Linked DNA regions of Homo sapiens: all the other regions are linked to region 2. Evidence: chromatin contacts called from ENCODE Hi-C or POLR2A ChIA-PET data. All regions are on one chromosome and are shown on one strand. The core of a region is the stretch at or near the end of the contact, and the rest is flanking DNA. Distances in the headings are between cores, read along the strand shown.

The links. Hi-C counts contacts between places; a loop is a spot of excess contacts on that map. ChIA-PET counts read pairs that join two places held with the same protein, here RNA polymerase II (POLR2A). Pooled maps may share reads with other maps.
Region 1: a loop to region 2 is called in a map of CD8-positive, alpha-beta T cell, with 5 times the contacts of the local background. The contact joins the enhancer-like site here to the promoter of IFT172 in region 2. A Hi-C loop is called at or near these places in 2 of 168 maps with a recorded cell type or tissue (CD8-positive, alpha-beta T cell and naive thymus-derived CD4-positive, alpha-beta T cell), 6 of 37 single-sample maps with no recorded cell type and 15 of 50 pooled maps. POLR2A ChIA-PET finds 5 or more read pairs at or near these places in 1 of 52 experiments (activated B cell).
Region 3: a loop to region 2 is called in a map of CD8-positive, alpha-beta T cell, with 20 times the contacts of the local background. The contact joins the promoter of MPV17 here to the promoter of IFT172 in region 2. A Hi-C loop is called at or near these places in 4 of 168 maps with a recorded cell type or tissue (CD4-positive, alpha-beta memory T cell, CD8-positive, alpha-beta T cell and naive thymus-derived CD4-positive, alpha-beta T cell), 6 of 37 single-sample maps with no recorded cell type and 15 of 50 pooled maps.

What each region holds. Positions count from the first base shown.
Region 1 is chr2:27,680,867-27,684,925 of GRCh38, reverse strand. SLC4A1AP (solute carrier family 4 member 1 adaptor protein) reads right to left here. Exons shown (of 14, transcript NM_018158.3): 9 at 2,567-2,678. Among named protein-coding and RNA genes, the nearest start is that of SLC4A1AP, 19 kb to the right of the region's middle. RefSeq lists an enhancer at 2,062-3,261. Within about 2 kb of position 1,250, at least 9 of the 41 ENCODE cell types and tissues checked have a DNase peak (open chromatin) inside an H3K27ac peak, as active enhancers do.
Region 2 is chr2:27,486,888-27,491,128 of GRCh38, reverse strand. IFT172 (intraflagellar transport 172) reads left to right here and starts at 1,386. Exons shown (of 48, transcript NM_015662.3): 1 at 1,386-1,514. The coding sequence starts at 1,476.
Region 3 is chr2:27,320,240-27,324,385 of GRCh38, reverse strand. MPV17 (mitochondrial inner membrane protein MPV17) reads left to right here and starts at 1,289. Exons shown (of 8, transcript NM_002437.5): 1 at 1,289-1,334; 2 at 1,864-1,938. The coding sequence starts at 1,869. RefSeq lists enhancers at 480-1,452, 1,575-1,634, 1,685-1,734, 1,745-1,834, 1,845-1,894 and 3 more.

The DNA.
Region 1 (4,059 bases), core at 1-2,500, 190 kb before region 2:
ATGAACTCCACAGAAGTCTGCTGGAGGTGGGACTTTGACATGAAATTTTACCCCTCTATAGACCCTAAACAAGTGTCTTTATTAGTTCCTAGAGTCAAAGATTACTAAATACAAAACACTTGAAAATAGCTTGTAAGGAACTAAAATAGTTATTTCAGATGAGTGCCAGCTACAGGAATTCTGGACTGTTATAACTCATGATATTAAAGGATTTCAATTGATTACAAAATCTTCTAAGGAATAAATCAGACAATCAGAAATAAGTCATTTGTGCTGCTTTTTCATTTTAGACTTAGCGTAATTTCAAGGAAACAAGGCATGTAAATCCATCAAACAGATCCTGAAGAAAAGGAGGAAGACATTTCTCAAAGAATAAAGCTAAATATTCTAATCAAAGCCATTCAATAAAAGTATTTATTAGAAAAGGTTGATCACAGTTATGGAATAGAGGGAAGGAACCAAAGCATATCTTGGTTATATCTTTTTTTTTTTTTTTTTGAGACAGAGTCTTGCTCTGTGGCCCAAGCTGGAGTGCAGTGGTGCGATCTCAGCTCACTGAAACCTCTGCCTCCCCGGTTCAAGCGATTCTCCTGCCTCAGCCTCCTGAGTAGCTGGGGTTATAGGTGCGCAGGCCACCGTGCTCAGCTAATTTTTGTATTTTTAGTAGAGACGGGGTTTCACCATGTTGCCCAGGCTGGTCTCGACTAGTGAGCTCAAGCAATCCACCCACCTCGGCCTCCCAAAGTGCTGGGATAACAGGTATGAGCCACCGCGCCCGGCCTATATTATCTTTTAAATATAGGACTTAGTTCTAAAATTCTCTAAGGAGGGCTGTTTAGTAAAAAGTTTTCTATTTAAAACCTAAGTCCCCACCGCAACAGATTGAAAAGCCTACTTGTTAGGTAAACCATTACTCATTCAGAATACATAGTGAGGCCGAGGCAGGTGAATCATGAGGTCAGGAGTTCGAGACCAGTCTGGCCATGGTGAAAAACTGTCTCTACTAAAAAAAAATACAAAAAATTAGTTGGGCGTGGTGGTGGGTGCCTGTAATCCCAGCTACTCGGGAAGCTGAGGCAGGAGAATCGCTTGAACCCGGGAGGAGGAGGTTGCAGTGAGCCGAGATGGCCACTGCACTGCAGCCTGGGTGACAGTGTGAGACTGTCTCTCAATGAAACAAACAAAAAGAATACATAGCTAGGACTTCAGATTTCTGCCACCAGAGGGCAGTATACCCTAATTCAGGGTGTTTTGGACGAATTGTGCCCCCTGCTGCCCAAATTCATGTTTGAAGTCCCAAGCCCCAGTACCTCAGAATATGACTGTAAATTAAATTAAACTGAATTAAAATGACACTATTAGGGTGGGGCCCTAACTCAGTATGACTCATGTCCTTAGAAGAAGAAGAAGAGACACCAGGAGTGCAAGTGCACAGAGGGATGGCCATCTGAAGAGCCAGCAAGAGGGCAGCCATTGGTAAGCAGAGAGGCCTTAGAGGAAACCAACCCTGCTGGCAACTGTGAACAAATAAATTTCTGTTGTTTAAGCTGCCCAATCCCTAGTATTTTGTTATGGTGGCCCTAGCAAACTAATACTCAAGGTTCAGCTCTTAGGGGTAATGAAAACCTTTTAAAAGCTGAATCTATGAATAGGAATATAGATAAAGCAAAAACATACAGACAGACATATATTGTAGGGTAGCAGGGAAATCATAAAGCTCAAGAGACAGACCTGGATCTGATTACCAGCTTAGTTACATAACGCTGGTGTGATCTGGTATTTAACTTCTCTGACTCTATTTCCTCATTTGTAAGAGGCAATAATTCCCACACAGCAAAAGGTGTTGGAAGGATTAAATGAAGAAAAATCATATGGCAGAGGCAAGTGCACACACTATGTTCTTAAATGTTGGTGAGTCTGAACACTACATCTATCCACCTGGGGAAAAGCATTTAATGCAGGAGACCCATTCTTAAATGCAACATTCATGAGAAATTAATAAACTATGATTCTAATTTACAAACCATTTACTTGCAAATTGATTGGCATAAATTAATTCATCAATTCTTGATAACCCTAAGCTGAGAAAAAGAATCCACAAACTGGCCAGGCACAATGGCTCATGCCTATAAACCCAGCATTTTGGGAGGCCAAGGCAGGTGGATCACGAGGTCAAGAGATGGAGACCATCCTGGCCAACATGGTGAAGTCCCATCCTACTAAAAATACAAAAATTAGCTGGGCATGGTGGAGCACGCCTGTAGTCCCAGCTACTCGAGAGGCTGAGGCAGGAGAATTGCTTGAACCCGGGAGGCGGAAGTTGCAGTCAGCCGAGATCACGCCACTGCACTCCAGCCTGGTGACAGAGTGAGACTCTGTCTCCAAAAAAAAAAAAAAAAAAGAATCCAAGAACCAAGTTCTGGGAAAGATGTGATCATACCAAGCCCACAGCCCTTTCTCACATTACTATGGAATGAGTCATTTGTAGTTTCAAAAAAGAAAAGAGAAAAATTAGCTCAGGGATAACTCAAGGGCTAAAAGTTTAACACCCTGACTCACAACTTACCCCTACTGTTCCAGTTTTTAATTTGAATTTGCTTCCTCCTTTCATGGCACCAAATAGAGGCAATGTAAGCTTTTTAGCTTTGTTTTCTGCACCTGTAGTCTGAGTTTCAGTCCTAGGAAGAAAGAATAATTATACACATCTATTCCAGGGAGTCCCAAGGTTTTATCTAAAAATACCATGATACTGACAAAGAAACCTCTGGCAAAATAAAAATTACCACAAAATGAATATCTAAGCATATAACAATAAGAAAGAGGTATTCAGACCAACAGATTTTGAATGGACAAGAACAATGCTGACTGTCACAGACACAGAGCTATGATGAGGCTGCTCCCTTAGTCAAGTAATTTGCCACATGCTACATGACTTCACACCCATGAAATGACTACAGTACAAAGGTCACTGGCAAAGGAGAACATATAAGCAGCAGGAGATTGATCCATGGTGTAAAGCCCTACTTCCCACCAACCTCTGAAGAGTGTCTTACTTATCTGGAGCTCCCACTTAAGCGCAATAGCTCTGAGCACTTAAAAAAAAAAGTGTGCATGGGGATGGGGGTACAGTATGCAGGATACCCAGTGTAGTAATGACAAAGATATAGTGAGAGACTGCAACTGCTGAGCCTGTCAACATTCTCAACGGCTGGAGATAGTTAGAAAAGCTAAGCCCATTAGGACAAAGCTGAGGAAGGGTATAAAGAAGAGATAGTAGAAATTAGAAAGGCAGGGGGAGAACAGAGCAAAAACAAAAGGGATAGCAATTCAGTTGACAAGATACTCAGAGCAGGCAGAGGTGACAATGAGAATATGGCATGAGGAGACAGAGGAAACCCCAGAATAAGCATACTAGACTGAAAAGAAAGCCCTCTGTTTTCTTCATATTGACCATGGGACAGCCCTGAAAACTGGAATATAAGGACAGTAATGGCATTCGACTCACAGTGACCCATACCAGATGTTAGCTACCTGGCCCTCCCTGAAGCCCCACTTGCTACTACTGCCTTCTTTTACCTAAGTCTTATCCCCTTAGTAGCACTCTTAAGTCCAGCCTCAAGCCCCTTTCTCCCTACCAGAGATAAAACCCATTCCCTTGCTAAGGCCACCAGAAGAATGCTGCCTGCCTGGCCATGAAGGACATTTTGTCAAATCATTATCCTTCACACCCTTCCCCACAGGCCTCAGGAAGGCTCTGGCATAGAAAGACAGAAGCAACAGCAACACAGATGTTTTCAGCTACATTAAAAAGCCAGGCTGGCCTAGAGGATAAGCTAAGACTGGCTCAAAGGAGATGAAAAAGCAGAAGATGGAATCACAATCAAGATTGCTTGCAGGGGTTAGGGTAGGAGGCAGAAAGTTTGGAAGTTCAACCCATAAGTGAAAAGAGGAGGAAGAAGATACACATCTAGACCAGTATCCAAAATAGGAAAGGGAGGAAAAACCAGGCAAGCACACAGACTGATAGCAGGAGAGGAGGCTCTGGAGGAAGCTGAGACA
Region 2 (4,241 bases), core at 137-2,636:
TGGACCCACAGTCTGTCTGGAGAGCATATGTTACACTTCCTGGAGAGTTACAGATCTTCCCAACTTTGGATCATTTCAGAGCAGGCTTATGAATAACTCCTTTCTGCATTTCAATCTCTCTGGTATGTTAGAAGATAGGCCAAAAATTCTGAACGGGACTCCAAAGATCAACAAGTCAGTCTCTTTTCTACTTAACCAATCTCTAACCCCAGGTATCACAAGACAACCTATCGGGTGAGCCAAGTCAGGTCTGCCCTCAAAACTGAACCACAGGCCGAGAACGGTGGCTCACGCCTGTAATCCCAGCATTTTGGGAGGCCAAGGCGGGCAAATCACCTGAGGTCGGGAGTTTGAGACCAGCCTGACCAACATGGAGAAACCCTGTCTCTACTAAAAATACAAAATTGGTCGGGCGTGGTGGCACATGCCTGTAATCCCAGCTACTTGGGAGGCTGAGGCAGGAGAATCTCTTGAACCCGGGAGGCAGAGGTTGCAGTGAGCCAAGATCGCGCCATTGCAGTCCAGCCTGGGCAACAAGAGTGAAACTCTGTCTCAAAACAACAACAACAACAAACTGAACCATAAAAACATTCCAATGTAAACAGCAGTCTTTAACCCACCATTACCCAATTAGGAAGTAGGGTACCTTACGTTTCTTTGGCAGCTAGTTCCAAAACACTCATCTTCCAGATTCTGAGAATAAATGTCATTTATTGGGATGGGAATGTGACAGGTTATAGTATCGTGGCATGGAGAGAGCGAGCTAGGAGTTGAGAAGGAACATAAAAGCTGTTTAAAGCTACTAACTCTGGGTTGAACTCCAGTTCCAAGTCCTTCGCTGGCTGTGTTAGTTTGAGCAAGTGCCCTGAGTCTCCTGTTATGTAAAATGAGACTAATAATAACGCTATCCCCTTCAAAAGGTGGTTTTGGGATTAAATGATATAAATGCACGTACAATACTTTACACAGTACCTGGCAGACACATACTGAGTATTCATCGTTAGCTATCGTTATTAGCCTTGCGATCCCGTGCAAATCATGTAACCTATTTGGGTACAATTCCGTCAACTGCAGAAGGCCTATCATGGAAACCGCCCTGCTTCCCTCCAGAGTTGTGAGGATTAAGAGAGTGCACTCAGAAAGTCAGGTACATCGAAGAGCGAGACGGACCGCTATGACGTAGGACCTGGGGCTGGCTGAAGGCTTGTGGGCGGGGCTTGGTCTTGAGTTTGCATGCGGCGACGGGATTGGTCAAGGAGAACATTCATGAAGCCCTCTCAAGGGCCCGCCCTAGATCTCACCGCGCTTGCGCACGTTCTGTTTGCTTCGCCGCAAAGTTACGTGTGACCTTGCGACGCGTGTTGCGCTCCGGTCGCATAAGCGTCAGTGCCTGTCGCTGCGGCTGCGTGGCGGGTTGTCCAGGTAACCACGGGAGTTGTCGCTGTCTAGGAGCATCTGAAAGACAGGTGTGCGTCATGCACTTGAAGCACCTGAGGACCCTGCTGAGCCCTCAGGTGAGGAATTGCGTGCCAGTCCCTCCCCCTTATGCTTTATGTTCCAAGAAAAGTGGGGGAACTGAAGTTTAATGATGTTGACCTCCTACTGTGTGCAGAAGGCTGTAAGGGATATAGCGATGATCTGGATCTTGGCCTGTCGATACAGCGTCCAGGAGGCGAGATGCAGGGCTAAGGACTTGTAGCTTTCCTTACATTTCATTCACATCAGTTGTGTACAGGCCCCATGCTGGGGTTCGTAGGAATCCCAAACCACCCGACTTATGTCCCTCCCTTCAGGAGGCTCGTATTAGAGGGTGAGGTGCACATGTAAGCAGCGAGTATGCATGTGCCCATAATTAAATAAGCGCCTTAGGTGCAAGCCCTGAAGGGGGAGTGCAAAGACCGAACCGTGTATTCTGATTCAGGAGAGGCTGGGCACTAGGGGAGGAGCCCTGAAACATGGTGAAGAAAGGGTGGGCTTTGGAGTTAGCACACCAGAATTTAAGTCCTAGCTCCACCACTACTTTCTTATTTTCTTTTTAAAATTTCTTACCTTGTCCTTATTTCAGGTCAACCACTACTTTATTTAACTATTTGAGACAGAGTTTTGCTCTGTTGCCCAGGCTGGAGTGCAGTGGCTCGATCTCACTGCAACCTCCGCCTCCCGGGTTCAAGGGATTTTCCTGCCATAGCCTCCCAAGTAGCTGGGATTACAGACGTGCGCTAGCACGCCCGGGTAATTTTTTGTTTCTTTGTTTGTTTTTGTTTTTGTTTTTTGTAGAGACGAGGTTTCCCCATGTTGCCCAGACTGGCCACCAGTACTTTAAACAAATGACCTGATATCTCTAACTTTAGCCTTTATTATACAATGTCTCGGAGCACTCACCAACTTCTTCATTTGAAAAAACATGAGTACTAATAGCAACTTTAGGGGACTTGGGGAAGAGTTATATAGAGTAATATACACAAAAGAGCATTGTAAACTGAAAAGCAGTGTGAAAAATTGATAGACAAGAGGAAAGGACATTCAAAATTCAAAGGACAGAATAATACAAAGCTAATAAGAATAAGATGTCTGGCCAGGCCCAGTGGCTCACACCTGTAATCCCAGCAATTTGGGAGGCCAAGGTGGGAGGATCACTTGAGCCCAAGATTCCAAGACCTCTACAAAAAAATTTTGACCAGGTGCGGTGGCTCACACCTGTAATCCCTGTACTTTGGGAGGCCGAGGCGGGCGGATCACCTGAGGTCAGGAGTTCAAGTCCAGCCTGGCCAACATGGTGAAACCCCATCTCTACTAAAAATGCAAAAATTAGCCGGGCGTGGCAGCAGCCGCCTGTAATCCCAGCTACTCAGGAGGCTGAGGAAGGAGAATCGCTTGAACCCGGGAGGTGGAGGTTGCAGTGAGCCGAGATCGTGCCACTGCACTCCAGCCTGGGGGACAAGAGTGAGACTTTGTCCAAAAAAAAAAAATTTTTTTTAAATAGCCTCGTGTGGTGGCAAGCACCTGTAGGCCCAGCTGCTGGGGTCACTGAAGTGGGAGGATCTCCTGAGCCCAGGAGGTCGAGGCTGCAGTGAGACGTGATCACACCACTGCACTCCAGCCTGGGTGACAGAGTGAGGCTGTGTCTTAAAAATAAATAAGATGTTCCATAACTGAGTGTGTAATATGTACTGGGGTACCTTAATAAAGAAATTGGGATTATGGTTTATGGATTTACACATACATGGATTTAATCATGGTTCTAGGCCAGGCGCAGTGGTTCATGCCTGTAAACCAAGCTCTTTGGGAGGCCGAGGCAGGCAGATCACCCGAGGTCAGGGGTTCGACACCATCCTGGCCAACGTGGTGAAACTACTAAAAATACAAAAATTAGCTAGATGTGGTGGCGCATGCCTGTAATCCCAGCTACTCGGGAGGCTGAGGCAGGAGAATCGCTTGAACTCAGGAGGCAGAGTTGCAGTGAGTCAAGATCGCACCACTGCACTCCAGCCTGGGTGACAGAGCGAGACTCTGCCTCAAAAAATAAATTAATTAAATAAATAAATCATGGTCCTACCACTTACAAACTGTATATGTGAACTTGGGCAAATTACTTAATCTTTTTGGGCTTCCATTCATCTATCTGTAAAAGGGGGATAATAATAGCATCTACCTCAGTGTTATGAGGTAAAATGAGATTATGCTTGTCAAGCACTTATCAAAATGCCTATTCTATGGTAAGTACTTGTTAAAGGCAAGCTCTTATTATTTTATTCCCTACCTCACTTAATAAAAAAATCTAGTGAGGTACATATTGTAGAGAAAGGAGAATTAATTGATTATGGAAATCAGGAAGGCTTCACAGAGGGTGTGGCATTTGGACAATAGGAGGAAATGAGAACACAGGCCGGGCGTGGTGGCTCACGCCTGTAATCCCAGCACTTCAGGAGGCCAAGGTGAGTGGATCACTTGAGGTCAGGAGTTCAAGACCAGCCTGGGCAATACGGTGAAACCATGTCTCTACCAAAAATATAAAAAAATTAGCCAGGCATGGTAGCACACGCCTATAGCCTCAGCTACTTGGGAGGCTGAGGCAGGAGAATCGCTTGAGCCCAAGAAACAGAGGTTGCAGTGAACTGAGATTGTGACACTGCACTCCAGTCTGGGGGACAGAGTGAGACTCCGTCAAAAAAAAAAAAAGAAGGAAATTAGAACAAAGATAGTTGTGCTCTCTCCTCAGTTGGAGAAAAAAATAAAAAGAC
Region 3 (4,146 bases), core at 40-2,539, 170 kb after region 2:
GCTGTCTGTAAAAGGTCAAGGTCATATAACTAGTAAGTGGTGGTGCTGGGGATTTGAACTCAGTCTAACTTCAGAATATAACTTTACAGCCTACCACATTTGGTCTCCTATTACATTTACTTTTGTCAGTTCACTCCTCTAGCATGCTGTTTTGCAAATAGCATTTTAGTTAAATGTTTGTGACATTGACTTCTCTTGCTTCCTTACTCTGTTTCTCCAGGATTTGTGGCAGGAGTCTCCCTGCCTTAATCATAAAGGAATTGAGTAAATTGGGGGTGGAGCTGGGCAGGTGGAGAGCCTGAAAGAGTGTGCCTCCTGACGTGTGGGCTCCCTGGAGATAAGTAAAGCCTGCCAGCCTGACAAGTCCATTGCCAGGGATATTGTAGACATTTCCAACGCTCTAGAAAGGATATTGCTCTATATTCACAGACTCTTAGAATGTTAGAGCTGGAAGGGGATTAAGAAATCACCTAGCTTACTGGTTTTCAAACATGCAGTTGTGGGCCCCGTTAAAAATGGGTCTTTTGAGAAGTATATACTTGGAAAAAAAAGTTGGAGAAGCAGCTGTAGTAATGCTGCCCCTCTCATCCCCACACACAAACATCTGAAAAATCCCTAGAACTGAGGAGCCGAGTTTGGAAAGTCAATAGTGTAACCTCCCTCATTTTACAGATGCAGAGCCTTAACATCAAGTCTAGTCATGACCAAGGCTGCACAGCCCGTTAGTTTGGGAGCCAATACCTAATGTCTTCTGAGGTTCTAATTCCAATGCTTTCTGTGGAAGAATCATACATACGCAGTATTTCTTAAGTGGCTGTTTGCGGCAAAGCACTGAAATAGTTGCTATGAGGACGACAAATATGAACGACCCCAGTTTTACCCACTCATGAGCTCACAGTTGAGGCCAGTGAAGAACCTAGAGACAAAACACGCACTTAACTATAACTTATAGTTCCCTAACTACGATTGCTGAGACAAGGATCGTAGTTATGGCCAGTTATGCGGGGAGGGTGGGCTGAACAATGAGACTACCGGATTGAGAGAGGCCCGGGTCTCGCGCGGAGAGAAGGGGCAGGAGGAGGCAGAGGGTCGAACTTAGGTGAGAAATATGGCTGGCGGGCCCCACACCAGGGTCCGGCACAGTCCAGCTGGAAAAGGGGTCTCTCACAGAGTGGGTGGCCGAGTTAGGCCGCTCTCCACGGGTATTCATGGCTCGGTCCACCCCCATTCCTGTCCTGGCTGCGTAATCCGAAGGACGCTGGGAGGAAGGGGCGGGACTTGTGGCGGAAGTTCCTAGGCCAGCCTGTCACGTGGGAGGGAGGCTCGGCGCTCAGGTGAGTGGCGGGTGATCTGCGGTCTCTGGCTTAAAGCGTCGCAAGCCATGAGTGCCCACAAGGTGTGTGGTCATCCTATATCCGGGCAGTGACGGGCCCTATTTTCGGTTTGGAGCTGGACTCAGGAAGGTTACAAACTGGTTCCAACCAAGTCTGAATCTGGAGACGGACCAAGCTATCTTTTGAGGCACCCAAGCTCTGGGTAGAAGCCAGAGCAAAGCTGTCCTCATGAGTGTCTCCGTCGGGAACGGAGGCTTCCAGGTGGTCTGGCTTCAGGAATGAGGTTGGGGTGGCTGGTGGCTGCTACCAGGAGTCCATAGCTTCCCACAGCCTTTCTCTCTTCCCCAATTGTCTAAGGCGACTCCTGCGACAGGAAGCTGTCTGGGAAGCATCCTTCATGTGGCCTCTGCCCCTTTAAGTCACATTGGAAGTGGGAAGGGGAAGGGAGTGGGCACAAGGGAATGTCAGGCGGCTTCTTAGTCGTGGAGAGGGACGGTGGGGGTGACCCCCTCTCCTCTTGGCTTGACAGGAAGCATGGCACTCTGGCGGGCATACCAGCGGGCCCTGGCCGCTCACCCGTGGAAAGTACAGGTCCTGACAGCTGGTGAGTGTCCCTCTAGGACTTGAGTGGGACCAGGGCAGACTGATTTGGAAGCCAGAGGCTTGCCCCACTGCACCACCCTCACTTCCTGTTTCTATTCGGCTCTCTTGAAGGGTTGGCTGTCTTTCATCCTACACTGTCCCCAGTCTGTTTTGGAGGGTGGTCCCCAAGGCTGTTTTTAAGGGGTATGCGTAGTTGGCCAAGCTGTGCAGTAGGGTTTTAGGATTTCAAAGTCCTCAAAAAGCTGAACAGTCAGCCCTGAAGGATAAAGGCATTGCCCCAGGAGGCCTCAACTTGGAAAACATTTTACCGTATGCAAAGCACTTTCATATACGTTATGGCATAGGGCCCCCACAAAGGTGTGTGAGCTAGGAGGGTTACTTGAGTCCACATTAGATCACACCTAATAAGTGCTGAATCAAGACTCTTACCCCAGTTTTTCTTGGTATTTTTTATTGTGAAACATACAAAAGAATGATTAAGATGTGTATGTACAGTTTAAATGGCATTAAAACTGAACACTCCTGTGTCAGTAATCAGCTTTGAGACCTCTTGAGTGCCTCTCCGTAATTCACCCAAAATTTCCTGAGTTTTGTTTATATCGTTCATTTGCTTTTGTTATCATTTACTGCCTAAATATGTATCTCCAAGGTTAGTATATTGGTATCTGATCACTCCATCCTGATCCATTTGGAGTGATCAGATACCAGTCACTCCAAATGCAGTGATTGAGTACTAACCTCACAGAGGTAATGCAGTGACCTACCTGCATTTGTTACCATCTTCATTTTGCAAGTTAGCTAATGTAAGAGGATGGCATGAAGATAAGTAAGTCTTAGAGGGGGAATGTCAGAAGGCCTTAGAACATTGGGGTGCAAAGAGTGATCACATTAAGATGAGGTCTTGCCCATGTTTAGAGAAGGGGAACAGGATTCTAGTGATGACTGGCCTTCTGAGAAGAGGACTATTGGAAGGGATTGGGGGCTACTGAAGGCCAGAGTGGAACAGGGATCCTGTGACCAGAACAGCCCTGCATCGGCACAGAAACTTAACTGCATGAATGGCCAGGAGATGGATTCTTTGGCCCTTCCCTGGGCCCCTCTCCAGTCTCCGGTGCCCAACCACCTCTTGTCCTGTCCTCAGCGTCCGTCAGCCTGTATGACTCACCTGGCTACGTGTGTGGTGACTCATGCTGGACAGTGTGGCTATGATGGGAACTGACACGCTGGGCCCTTTGCCCAGGCTCAGATTCCCTCAGGGCCCATAACTGCCAGATGGAAGATTCCCCCTTGTGGTCATCAAGAATAGGGAGGGAAAGAGTCCTTATATTTCCCTACCTGAGGCATCTGCAGCTGACAAGGGCAGGAGCTAGAGCTCCAAGGAGGCCTAGGTGCCGACATGTGGCTGGAGTTCTGGGCTCTTGGTGCTGGAGCCCTTCAGCTCCACAGCCTCAGTCTTCCTGAGGCTATGCTGACGTCCCAGCTCAGCCCTGAAGCAAAATGTAGCCTCCCAGCACTTTTCCCAGACTTTTTCAGACCATCCAGACTTTTCCTTTCCTGCTGTTCACTGTATTTGGATCAAACTACAAATAAAAGGTGGAAGTGGCTTTAGTTCACTGAGCCATTTTTGGACCCCAGCACAGTAGTTCCTAAGGTCCCATGGGATAGCTCATCACACTGGAAAACAGTACAGAGATTTCAGACTTAGAAGACCAGGATTTGAATCTTAAAACCATAGCACCTAGTAGGTGCATTAATCAGGACAAGTCAGTAAGCTTCTTTGAGCCTTAGTTTCCTCTTTTAAAACTTGAGTTTAGGGACTGGGCGCGGTGGCTCACACCTGTAATCCCAGCACTTTGGGACGCCGAGGTGGGCAGATCACGAGGTCAGGAGATCGAGACCAACCTGGCTAACACGGTGAAACCCCGTCTCTACTAAAAATACAAAATTAGCCGGGTATGGTGGCGCATGCCTGTAATCCCAGCTACTTGGGAGGCTGAGGCAGGAGAATCACTTGAACCCATGAGGCAGAGGTTGCGGTGAGCCAAGATTGTGCCATTGCACTCCAGCCTGGGCAACAAGAGCGAAACTCCATCTCAAAAAAAAAAATCAACAAAAAAAAAATCTTGAGTTTAGTTATATGACCTCACAGGGTCAGTATAGGAGTATCACTGTGAAAAGGTTTTGGACATTTTTTTTCTTTTTTTTTTTC